Linked DNA regions of Homo sapiens: region 1 is linked to region 2. Evidence: chromatin contacts called from ENCODE Hi-C or POLR2A ChIA-PET data. All regions are on one chromosome and are shown on one strand. The core of a region is the stretch at or near the end of the contact, and the rest is flanking DNA. Distances in the headings are between cores, read along the strand shown. Region 1 has its middle 37 kb from the start of PGRMC2. Region 2 has its middle 46 kb from the start of PGRMC2.

Region 1 (5,905 bases), core at 3,145-5,644, 81 kb before region 2:
CAGTAGTGAACCTTGGATCAGAAAGGTTGGAAGCTGCATTAATAATAACACTAAATAGAACTGACAAAAAGCTAACTCAAACTCTCTCAACTAAAGGAAGAAACTTATTGTTTCATAAAACATGAAGTTCCAAAGAGTAGTCTTAGGTCCAGCTGGATCCAAGGATTTCACATGAAGTCAACAGTTCCCCCTCTCTACCACAGGAATCTATATTGAAAACATATTATTTATAGCTGCTGAAAAACATTTTCACATTTTTATAGTTTTCCATATTGTGAATTATTTCTTCTAAAAGTAGAATATAAAAAATTACATTTACTGGATTTCTTTGCATTTAGAGTAAAGGTGTATGATCTAGGCATTGCCAAACAGATACAACTACAGGAGACTTGAATGTGGAGGGGAGTTATAATCAGTGATGGCCCCACACTGGGAGATTGATTTCCTGACAAGGACAGTGGTCAAGGAATCTAGTTCTTTTGGGGCAACAGCAACACAGATTATGGCTTCAGGTTCAGGGTTGGTGCCATATCAATTGGCAACAGGTAGTAGGAATGATGTTTTTGCCAGTATAATTTTTCAGCAAGATCAGCCAGTGTTCTTAGCTTCAATGTCCATGGCAATGAACTATCAAGCCTGTTTTCCAGCAATTCTGGAAATTCCTTGAGCTACCTAATATCTTTTAATAAATCCACTTTTGCTTATTTTTGGACTATTTGGAATGGATCTGTTGTTCATAATCAAGAATGTTGACTATTATACTCCTCCCTTTTTCTTGACTCCTTTCATGTGTTAACCTCAATCTCGTCTCATGCAGACTTTTTCCACATGGTAGGGAAAGGACTACCAGCAGTCATTAACTGGCATTTTCCAGCTCCATAACCCAAAAGGCGAGTCCCCTTCCATTTCAGCACCAAATTTAAAAGCTTGGGAAATAACAATAGCTACCATTAGTATAGCCATTAATATAGCATTTACTATAAACAGACACTAAGATGGTCTATATTTACTTTTTTTTTGAGATAGTCTCACTCTGTTGCCCAGGCTGGATGGCAATGGCATGATCATGGCTCACTGCAGCCTCGAACTCCTGGGCTCAAGTGATCCTCCAGCATCAGCCTCCTGAGCAGCTGGGACCAAAGGTACAGGCCACCACACCCGACTTTTTAATTGTAGAGATGGGGTCTTGCCATGTTGCAGGCTGGTCTTGAACTCCTGGGCTCAAGCAATCCGCCTGCCTCAGCCTCCCAAGAGCTGGGATTACAGGTGTGAGCCACCGTGCCCAGCCAAACTCATTTAATCTTTACCACATCTCTAAGAAACAGGTACTATGATTTTTCCTCATTTTTCAAAAAGGGAAATGATACAATAAATTTCTCAAGGTCATATAGCTAGGAAGTAATAGAATCAGAATTTAAACTCAAGCAATTTGACTCCAGAGTCTGTGCTCCCAATGCAGGGACATTCCAACACAGAAGTGCAGTAAAGATTTTATTCCTACCTCACTGGTTTCCCTTTCCAGAACAAGCAAAGGTCTGAAAAGGGAAGCCAGAGGAAAATCAGATAAAATCTGGAGGAAAATGTGATGGCTTAGAGAAGAAAGGGTTTCAAAAAAGGAGATATGTATCTACTCAATTAGAAGTTACCCTTCAAAACATGTCATATATTCAATTATCTCCATGTGTAAATTATTGAGAGACTGCAGAGAAATTTCCAAATGAAAAGTTACATCATTGAAGAGTAAAGTGAATTTTGAATAGGCTTTCATTATCTATTAATAATCATAACTTCAGAATTATTGACTAACATGTTTCATTTGTGAAGCAAACAATAAACATCATTAAGCATGAAAAAAAGAAGGAAAGAGAGATCAACTGTGTCAGATGCTAGTGAGAGGCTGAATTAGATTCAGACAGAAAATTGACCACTATATTAGATGCTATTGATAAACTGGATAGGATCTATTTCAACAGAGTGGTGGGTACAAAAAAGTGTACTTGGAATGGGCATATGAAAGGAAAAAAATGAGAAAGTAGAGACAGAAAGTATAAACAAATAGTTTGAAGACTGTGAAGAGAGGGAAAGAAATAAAACATATGAGGATGATGTGACGTCAAGGGAGATATAGTTTTATTTTATTTTATTTTTTTAGGTTCCCTCAAATCATGGGATTCAAGGGATGATTAATAATAAAACATGTTTGTATATCATTAGGAATAATTCCATGATGAAAAAAAACAATAATTAAGAAGAGAGAGGGTAACTCCAGTATTGAGGTCCTTGAGTAAACAAATGTGGATGTGATGTGATCTAAGACGCTAACAGAGGGGCTGGACATCAGAAGTAGAAACACTACTTCCAGTGTTCAGAAAGAAACATAAAATACATGGAGGGTACAGATGCAAGTAGATTGGTAGGTTTAGTGATGGGAAGATGAGGCAATTCTAAGTTAGCTACATTTCCTTGGCCGAGGTTATTGGCTGAGAGTGAATGGGATGAAAGAATGGAGGTTTTAGAAGAAAGATTGTCCTAGAGTGTAGGAGGGTGAATGTACCAAGGAAGTGAAACAGCATCATCTAGCAGCATTGGATTCCATTTGGGATTTACAGTGGAAAACTTTAGGCAAGTCCAGTCATCATGGTTGTATGAATTTCCTCTAGTAACATTAGTTTCTCAGGTGTAGTTACAGCATAGGAGGATAACTGGGTTTCACAAGGGGTGAGTTTTTTCAGATGTGTTCAGTGGAGAGAAAGGAAAACAAGAAAGTTCAGGTTTTCTGCAAGAATCTGGCTCAAGTGCCAGACCATGGAAGCTAGCTTAACAAGAAGATAAATAACAATATGAAAGTTAGGGAAATTAAAAAATAAAATCAGCAGGATCAATGGATTGAATGTCCCTATAGGGTCAAAGAACAGTTCCAAGGGAACTGGTAGGAGTGAGATAGAGACTCAAAATGTGATAATCAGACAGCAGGATAGTGATTGCTGTCCAGAGATTTTAAAGGCTATTGGTATTGACTGTTAATAATGTCTATGGTGTGGCTGTAAGAATGGCAGTGGCTGGTTGCAGTGGAGTGAAGATATTTGAAGTAGAGAAGTTCAAGAAATTGAGAGACCAGGGTACTGGGTGGATAATCTACAAGGACAGCAAAACCAACAGGATTGTAGGAATAATGGAGGAAATCAAATACAATAAACTAGATGATAAAGTCATCAAAGAATGATGAGAGACAGCAAGAGATTCTGAAAGATGACAACTATTAGAAGAGAGATTAGGTGGTAAAGTCTGAAGACATGAACTCAACAGACTTAGGGTTTTCAAAGTCAAAAGAAGGATAGATAGTTTGGAAGGATCAATAGGAAGAAAAAAGATACTTACTCTACCTACAGCCAAATAAAGGTTTACCAGAAAGGGGTCCCGATGCAGACCCCAAGAGAGGGTTCTTGGACCTTGTGCAAGAAGGAATCCAGGGTGAGTCCACAGAGTAAACTGAAGGCAAGTTCATGAGTGAAGTAAAGAAACAAAAGAATCGCTGCTCCATAGACAGAGCAGCCCCAAGGGCTACTGGTTGGCTATTTTTATGATTATTTCTTGATTATATGATAAACAAGGGGTAGATTATTCATGAGTTTTCTGGGAAAGGGGCAGACAATTCCCAGAATGGTTCCAAAAAGGGTTCCTCCCCTTTTTAGAATGTATAAGGTAACTTCCAGACGTTGCCATGGTATTGTAAACTGTCATGGCACTGGTGGGAGTGTCTTTTAGCATGCTAATGCATTCAGTTAGTGTATAATGAGCAGTGAGGATGGCCAGGTATCACTTTCACTGCCATCTTGGTTTTGGTGGGGTTTGGCTGGCTTCTTTATGGTGTCCTGTTTTGCCTGAATCTTGTGATACCAGTCCTGCTGACCTCCTATCTCATCTTGTGACTACAAATGCCTAACCTCCTGGGAATGTGGTCCAGTAGGTCTCAGCCTCATTTTATCCAGCCCCTGCTCATGATGGAGTCACTCTAGCTCGAACACCTCTGACAGAAAGACAAGACATCTTCCATTTGGGAGGAAACTGCTTCTAGGAAAGAAATTTCCTCAGGGAACAGCCAAGTTTCAGTTAGAGGAAGAAGGGGAAGCAAATGTTCAGAGAGCAGTTTTGGGATGTAGAAAAGTTTGGTAATGGAAAACCAAGAATTATAGAGGGCAGTGGAGGAGTCTGAGATTGCAGAGCAGCATAAACAAGATAGAGTGGGGAAGGTAAAAAGCAGTGTTGAGACAAGCGATAATGATCTAGGAGGTGTGGACTTCTAGCACTGAGGTTATTGGAATGTGGGGTATGTTGTGAGCTGTCCTGGAAGGCTAGAGGAAGCTGAGTAACCAGTGTTATCCAGAGTGTTTAGCCAAGAGGTGTGGGTCATTGTTTAGTCCCATATCTCACAGAGGCGTTTGGGCCTGGGGAATGGAAGAGGGCCTCCTAGAAAAACAGCTCATCATGGGTTGTAAGCTGTTCAATGAGCAGTGCTGGCTGGGGAGGAGTTCTCTCTAGAAGCACTACTTGCTGTTGGGACCTCCAGACCCTGGTCTCTCTTTTCATTGCAGTACTGTCACAGCCTGAGCATCAGTGGGGCCACAGGTCGCTTCACCAGGTGAGAGGTGCAGAAAGAAGAGCCATAGTGGGTCTCAGAGCAGAAAGTTTTGGGGCAACTGGAAAATGAGACCACATGAGGAGCTGGGGCCATTAGTCTCTCTCTCTGGAAAGAGAAAAGGAGTTTCATTGTTTTGTTTTGTTTTGTTTTTGTTTTTGTCATCTGGCATTACAGCCTTATCTTTAACCAAGTTTTCTTTGCTCCATTTTTCAAGTTTCACTACCCTGAATTTTGCCTCTTTCAACCCCAGAAAAGTCCTTTTCTTCCTTGACCACGATTTCAACAAATAATACAAGCTAGGTATGACTGAACTACCTTCACGCAACACTTTGAACAAACTCCAGTGATATTTGAGACTTCAGACAACTACTGCTCTCTTATCATCCTTTGCTGCCATTCCATCAAAACAAAACAAAGTAGACAAAGACATGACTCACAGATGACTGATTGAGGTTAGACATACAGATGGATAGATAGACAAATAGATAATAAATAAATGAGAGAAGGGAAGAGGAAGAGTGGGGAGGGGAGTGGTAAGGAGAGAAGAGGACAGATTTGGTCATCCCTTTGATGGCTGGTAAAATGTCTAGATATTCTTTGGAATAATTCAATTCTACAATCTTATCAAAAGGATAATCTTATTTAGAAACATAATCAGCAAAACTAAAACTAATTTCCCAATTCCCCAACTTCCACATCCAAAAAATTATTACAGCTCCCAGACAAATGCAGATTTGAATTAGGAAAGGCCTAAAGGGAGCATTAGAAGGCACACTGAAAACTGTCTTCCTAACCTCTCAATCAGAACTGATCTTAAAAACCCAAAGCTAGAAGAATCTGTTTGGAGGCAAAAATCAGAGCTCTAGTCCAAAGACCTGTTTAAATAGAAGCTAAATCCTGATCTTGCCTGGAAAATGAGGTTCTTACATCAGGGTTACTCTCATAACAATGAGGAGAAACTGGCATTGTCTCTCGAGGTAAGGCTCCATCGGTGGATTATGGCAGCTAAGGAAGGGAGTCAGGATCAGAGCTTCAAACACAACCAGCTAAGGAGCCCTCATTTAGAATTCCCATTGTGAGTTTACCCCCTGGGTGGCCCATAAGGCTTCCTCTACTTTCCCTTAAACACCACACACACACACACACACACACACACACACACACAACTATTCTGCACCTTTTGAAGCTAGTATGGCAGTTATCCAAGCAAAATGGAAAATTTTTTAAATTCTACAGCATTTCAAAGAATGTTAAATTACCCAAAAA
Region 2 (6,213 bases), core at 1,787-4,286:
AGTAGGGGGGAAGTGCATGATAAACTAAAATGTGTTATGGAAATGTTAATGTATGTCTGTCTTTACCAGGTGTCCAATGGGGAAGGAGGTGAGAAGCGTCTGCTTTGCCTGGGACTGACCCATTACCACTCATGGTAGCCTCCGTTCATCTTTGAGTCTTGCTTGCATTTCCTAAAGACAGTGACTCACCAGAGATGCACAGCAGAGTAGCAGGGAAAGCTACCATTCTCTGACTGTCCTACCTCTCCCTGCCAGCAACTTAAGTTGCTGCTTCACTACTTTGAATGAACCTACATGTGTAGGGTTGTTTTGGTTTTTGTTTGGTTGTTTTTTTGCTTGTTTGTTTCTTACAAGCTCAAAGAGTGGAAGCTGCATGTGTATTTAAAGAAAGGCAAGGGGAGGTCTATGATTGACATGGTAAGGTGACAGGCACATTGGGGACCTGCTTTCAGAGTCCACTTCCAGGGCATAGCCTCCTCCAGACCCAGAAAGGATTAGGAACCGCTGCCACTTCATCTCGTGCTCTTGGCATCCATGCTGTACGGGTCTTTCACACCTCAAAAACTGGGGAGGACAAAATAAAAGGGCACTGTGGCAGGGGAGAGTGGGAGACGCCTTCCTCTGATCTTCTCAGCATTCATTCCCCTCAGGCTGTCCCTCAGGTGGTCTTTCTGCTGCCACAGCACCTGGTACAGGGCCTGGTACCAAGCAGGCATGCCACAAATGTTTACTGATTAAAGCAATAAATTGATTGAACCTTCACTTACCTTATCAGGACAAAGTGTATTTGACATTTTTAAAAGGTTGGGGAAGGGGTTCTGCTAGCAACATAGACATTTAAAAGCAGAAAAACATCTAAGATAATAGAATTATGTGAGGAAAAACGAAATTTTTTTGTGTGTTTTTAAAGGTATCAGGAGAGGAATACACTAGAAGGAAAAAAATAACCTGGAAAGGATAGCGATTTGCTGACGGGCACTCTAACAACCTAAAAAGACATGACTCGCTCCCAGCACCTGTTGGCCTTGGAAGCTTCTGATAAAGTGCAGCACGCCTTGGGTAGAAGTCCTGCTGGGGGCTGATTCCTGGAGGGGAGTGAGCAGGGCTCCAGAAACGGACTCAGAGGCTGCTGAAGGGAGGCCCACCCAGAGGGCCAGAATTTCCAGCCCCTGTTCCTTTTCAGGGCAAGCTCCAGGGACCTGCAATTCCTTTTGTGATTCATTCTCAGAAAAACTTTTCTGCCCTTATTTTGCCACATGGCCACCACTGCATTCTCCTTGACTTTGACAGCAGGACTCCACACCACCCTGGGCTTCTACCTCAGGCCTCATAGTTTCTTCCTCAGCCAACGCAAGAGTGGCTGCCCCAGCTTTTGTGGGCCTCTTCTTTCCTCGCTCCCATACACACCTGAGCAATCTCTGCCACTCCCCTGACTGTCACCTCCATCTTTGGACTGATGACTCTGTCCCAGGCACAGACCTTAGTGCCCTTGGCCCACTGAGTCCCTCCTCGTGATGGCCCACAGGTTCCCCCGGTTCAGTGTGTTCAAGGCATTCATCAGCTTCTCCACTAAAAAAGAAAACAAACCATCTATCCTCTGGCCTTCCCGTTTGCCAACAGCACTGTCCTCAGTCACCCACGCCAGAAACCTGGAGTCTTCCTTGGCCCATGCTCTCTACTCCACACCCACCCACCCACCCACCCACCCAGCTCTGCCAAATATAACTCCTCATCATCTTAGAAGGCCTCTCCAATTCTTCACCTCCCACTCCCTCTCAGGGATCTGTCCCCGCAGTTCCATATATTCTCTTAAGCACACATTTAAGATCGCTCCACTGACAAAATGGCTCTCTTTCCAATGGTTCCCTGTCCCCAGAGGACAAATTGCAAGCTGTTAGCATTACATTCATGGCCCTTCATCACTGGGCCTCCACTGCCATCTTCAATCTGATCTCTCATCATGCGCTCCAGGTGGTACAGTGCCCTAGGCCCTCTCTTGCCTCTGCACCTTTGCACATCTCATCTCATCTTCTAGGAAATCTCTCAACCTTTGCCTAGCGAATTCCAAACTTTTTCTTCAAGACTGAGTCCAAGGATCCTTTTCTTCAAAAAGCCTTTACTAACACCACTCCCATGAGCCCTCTGGGGTGAGGTGTGCCTCATCTGTTCTCCCCTGCTATGCTCACCTACCTCTGTCATAGCATGGCCACCCTGTGTCATCAGCATCTAATCTATTGTCTCTTTCCTCCCTCTCTTAGACCCTCCCCGCGTTGCCTGATCTGTTAAGAGCAGAAATTGACTATCTTTGTGCCTGCTGTGGTTTGAATGTTTGTGCCCCTCCAGATTTCATGTTGAAACTTAATCCACAATGCAGCAGCATTAAAATGTGGGGCTATAAGGAGGTGATTAGGCCATGGGGCTGGAGCCCTCATGAATGGATTAGTGCCTTATAAAGGGCTTGCAGGGGCAAGTTTGCCCTTCCACTCTTCTGCCCATGAGGACACAGTGTTTGTCCCCTTTTCGCTCTTCTGTCCCTTCTGCCAAGTGAGGACATCTGGACGGTACTGTCTATGAACAAGTGGCCTTCACCAGACACTGAACCTGCCTTGATCTTGGACTTCCCAGCCTCCAGAACTGTGAGAATATAAATTTCTGTTTTTCATAAATTATTCAGTCTCATGTATTTGGTTATAGCAGCACAGGAAGACTAAAACAGTATCCCTACCCCCAGGACAGTATCTGCTCACTTAGTGAGTGCATCAATAAATTTCACTGAATTACGACTGTCCTAAAACAACACTTATTCCTTAGATTAGCTCCAGAAACACAGAAGCCCCTGACAGTGCTCCAAAAGACATAGAACCTGAGGCCAGGATCACTTCAGCTTCTGCCAGGGAAAACCCCCCTTTTTGAGGCTGGGTCAGAAACAGTCAGCCTGTGAATATTTTAGGAATGAGAGATGAGGCAGATCCCCCTGGGGCATTTTGACATTTTGCCATCCACCAAGCTGGGAAGTATGCCTCATTCTTAACCAGATGGTCTTTGAGCTGGTATTTCTGCCCAGTCACATGTCTGAGTTGATGCAATTGTGTTCCAGAGGTCATAAGAGAAAAGCTGCTGGCGAATGTATCTGAAAGAGGCAGCCCCTCGTTTTTGTTTCTGTGGCAAAGGTTTTCACAACAATCAGCCTTCTCAAGAAGTGTACACACAGCTTGCCTGACCAGACCATGGTGGGAGACACAGCATGAGCTGTGGTCAGGTGGAAAACATCACAGACAGCTCAGAGGATGACACACGTACACTGTGCCTTATGAGAAATAAGAACAGAAATCTGAGTCCTGGAGAGTTTTCAAGTGGATCCCAAGACCAAATGGTGTGGTTCTTCATCCAAATGTAAAGAGTAAAGAAACAAGATGGACTATTCCACTGGGCCCATCTTGTTTCTTTACAACAGAGGGATATTTGAACTTTTCATTTTTGTAAGAGGTTCTGTAAATGTGTCAGTTAAGAGTTCAGAATGAAAGTGGAAATGGTGTGCTATCGATGATGGCTTCCCTTGCTTACACCTTGCAGCGCTCACATTGATCTAGCCCAAAGAGTTTGCAGAAAGGAGGTCGGCAGCAAATTAGGGATCCAATCTGTCCCCTACACCACATCTCAGAGTCCCCAGAGAATCCTGGGGAGGACAGGGCTGGTCTGATGTGTTAGCAGAGACAAAAGCCAGGCTACTCCAAGAGAGGCCAAAAGAGCATTTTTCAAATGAATTTTTTCCCTGCCTTCATTCCCCACCCACAGCCTTGTCCCTGAAGTGGCAAGTTAGTTCCACAAGGCTTCTGTGGGCTCACGGCATCAGTGCCATTGCTCTGTCATCAACCCCTTCATGTTAGCATCCACCAAAATAAATTCCCTTTTGGTTGTCCACTGTTGCTGTCTCCTCAATGGTATCTCCAACCACGCAGCCTATGCTGCAGCCACTGATATAATAGTCTCCCCGCTTCCTAGCTGTGAGGCCCCTCCAGATCTCCTGTTCTCAGGCTTTTGCCAGCCACTCTTCCAAGCATGCTGAGCATACAGGACATCCCTCAGACTGCCAGAGCCCCACCTGATCTTCCCTGCCACAGTGGCCTCAGGAATGCCCTGTGGGCCTTGCTACTTCTCACAAGCAAGTGGACTCTCCCAGCTTGTCTCTATAAGCTGATCTGACTTGGCTGGAGGATGAAGGGGCACAAGGGTGATATAGGACCCCTTCTTTGGGACTCCAACCAATAGCTCACTTTCTTTCCTATTGAACTCTTCTCCGCATTCCCCAGCCTAGTAAGTTTTTCGACAAAGTTGGGCTACCGGGGATAACGAGACTATGCTCTTGTTCTGTTCTAGGTTCGACAACTATTGTTTTTTGTTTCCTTGGTTTATTTTTTCAAGACATAGCCTCACTCTGTTGCCCAGACTGCAGGGCAGTGGTGTGATCTTAGTGTTCACTGCAGCCTCAACCTTCCAGGCTCTGGCGATCCTCCTGCCTCAACCTCTGAAGTAGCTGGGACCACTGGCAGGTGCCACCACACCTGGCTAATTTTTAAATTATTTGTAGAAATGGAATCTCACTATGTTACCCAGGTTGGTTTTGAACTCCTGGGCTCAAGTGATCCTCCTACCTTGGTCTCCTAAAGCGCTGGGATTAAAGGAATGAGTCACTGCACCCAGTCTGATGTCTATTGTTTAGACCAGGATTTCAGTTCAGGACTGAAAACATCTAGGCTCTCAGAACTCAAAGATTCTTTTTCTTTCCAGTCAACTAACTCTGTCTTGAGTTTCAAAACTCAGTATCTTTAAATCAACTTTATTGATATATAAGTAACATACAACAAATACATTCATTTTAAGGATACAGTTCAATGACTTTTGACAATTATATATACTAATGCAACCATTACCACTGTGAAGAGAAAGAATATTTTTCTCACTCCAAAAAGTTCTCTCTTGCCTAGGTTGCCTGATCTTAAGTAACCACTGATCTGCTCTCACTTTAGATTAGATTTGCCTTTTTCTTTAACCGATATGTTATGTTTTGCTTTTTTCACTTACTATAATGTTTTGAGATGTATCCACATTGTTTCATGCATGTTGTTGCAATAAAAACTTTATTCCTTTTTATTGTTGACTAGTATTCCTTTGTACACATATACCACAGCTTCTTCATTCTTTCACCTGTCTGGGTTATTTCTTATTTGCAGCTATTATTAATAAAACTTCTTTGAATAAATCTTTACATGGACAGAAGTTTTTACTTCTCCTGGATTAATACTTAAGAATGGAATTGCTGTTATGAATGGTAAGTGTGTGTTTAACTTAATAAGAAACTGCTAAATTGTATTTCCAAAGTAGTTGTATCATTTTATATTTCCACCATAGTATATGCAACTTCCAGTTGCTCCATATCCTCACTAACATTCAGTACTACCAGGCTTCTCAATTTTATCCATTCTGGTAGGTGGACATATTGTAATATCACATTGCATTTCCCTGGTGAATAACGCATTTGAGCATCTTTTCCTGTGCTTAATGGTGATTTACACATTTCTTTAGTGAAGTATCTGATAAAATCTTTTGCCCATATTTAATTTCCTTGTCTATCATATTATGAGAGTTGTTTTGTGTTTTGTAGCTCTCTTAGGATTTTCTACATAAACAATCATGCTAACTGCAAGCAAAGATAGTTTTGCTTCTTCTCTTCCATTCTTGATGACTTTTCTTTTTCTTGCCTTACTGTGCTAACAACCTCCAGTACAATGTTGAATTCGAGTGGTTAAGAGCAAGCATCCTTGCGTTGTTCCCAATTTTGGATAGAAAACATTTCAACCTTTCACCATTAAGTAAAATACCGCTGCAGGGTTTTTGTAGAACCCCTTTGTTAGGTTGAGGAAGTTTCCTTCTATTCCTGGTTGGCTGAGAGACTATCTCTCATGAAATATTATTTATGGGCCAGGCATGGTGGCTCATGCCTGTAATCCCAGCACTTTGGGAGGCCAAGGCAGGTGGATCATGAGGTCAGGAGTTCAAGACCAGCCTGGCCAATATGGTGAAACCCCGTCTCTACTAAAAATACAAAAATTAGCCAGGCATGGTGGCGCACACCTGTAGTCCCAGCTACTCTGGAGGCTGAGGCAGAAGAATCACTTAAATCAGGGAGGCAGAGGTTGCAGCGAGCTGAGATCG

What was found. Hi-C counts contacts between places; a loop is a spot of excess contacts on that map. ChIA-PET counts read pairs that join two places held with the same protein, here RNA polymerase II (POLR2A). Pooled maps may share reads with other maps.
Region 1: a pooled map shows a loop between it and region 2 (2.0-fold over the local background). The contact joins two enhancer-like sites. A Hi-C loop is called at or near these places in 1 of 50 pooled maps. POLR2A ChIA-PET finds 5 or more read pairs at or near these places in 2 of 52 experiments (AG04450 and activated T-cell).

Annotation. Positions count from the first base shown.
Region 1 is chr4:128,321,665-128,327,569 of GRCh38, reverse strand. No RefSeq gene overlaps it. Among named protein-coding and RNA genes, the nearest start is that of PGRMC2, 37 kb to the right of the region's middle. RefSeq lists an enhancer at 5,397-5,905. Within about 2 kb of position 4,394, at least 5 of the 41 ENCODE cell types and tissues checked have a DNase peak (open chromatin) inside an H3K27ac peak, as active enhancers do.
Region 2 is chr4:128,238,559-128,244,771 of GRCh38, reverse strand. No RefSeq gene overlaps it. Among named protein-coding and RNA genes, the nearest start is that of PGRMC2, 46 kb to the left of the region's middle. Within about 2 kb of position 3,036, at least 6 of the 41 ENCODE cell types and tissues checked have a DNase peak (open chromatin) inside an H3K27ac peak, as active enhancers do.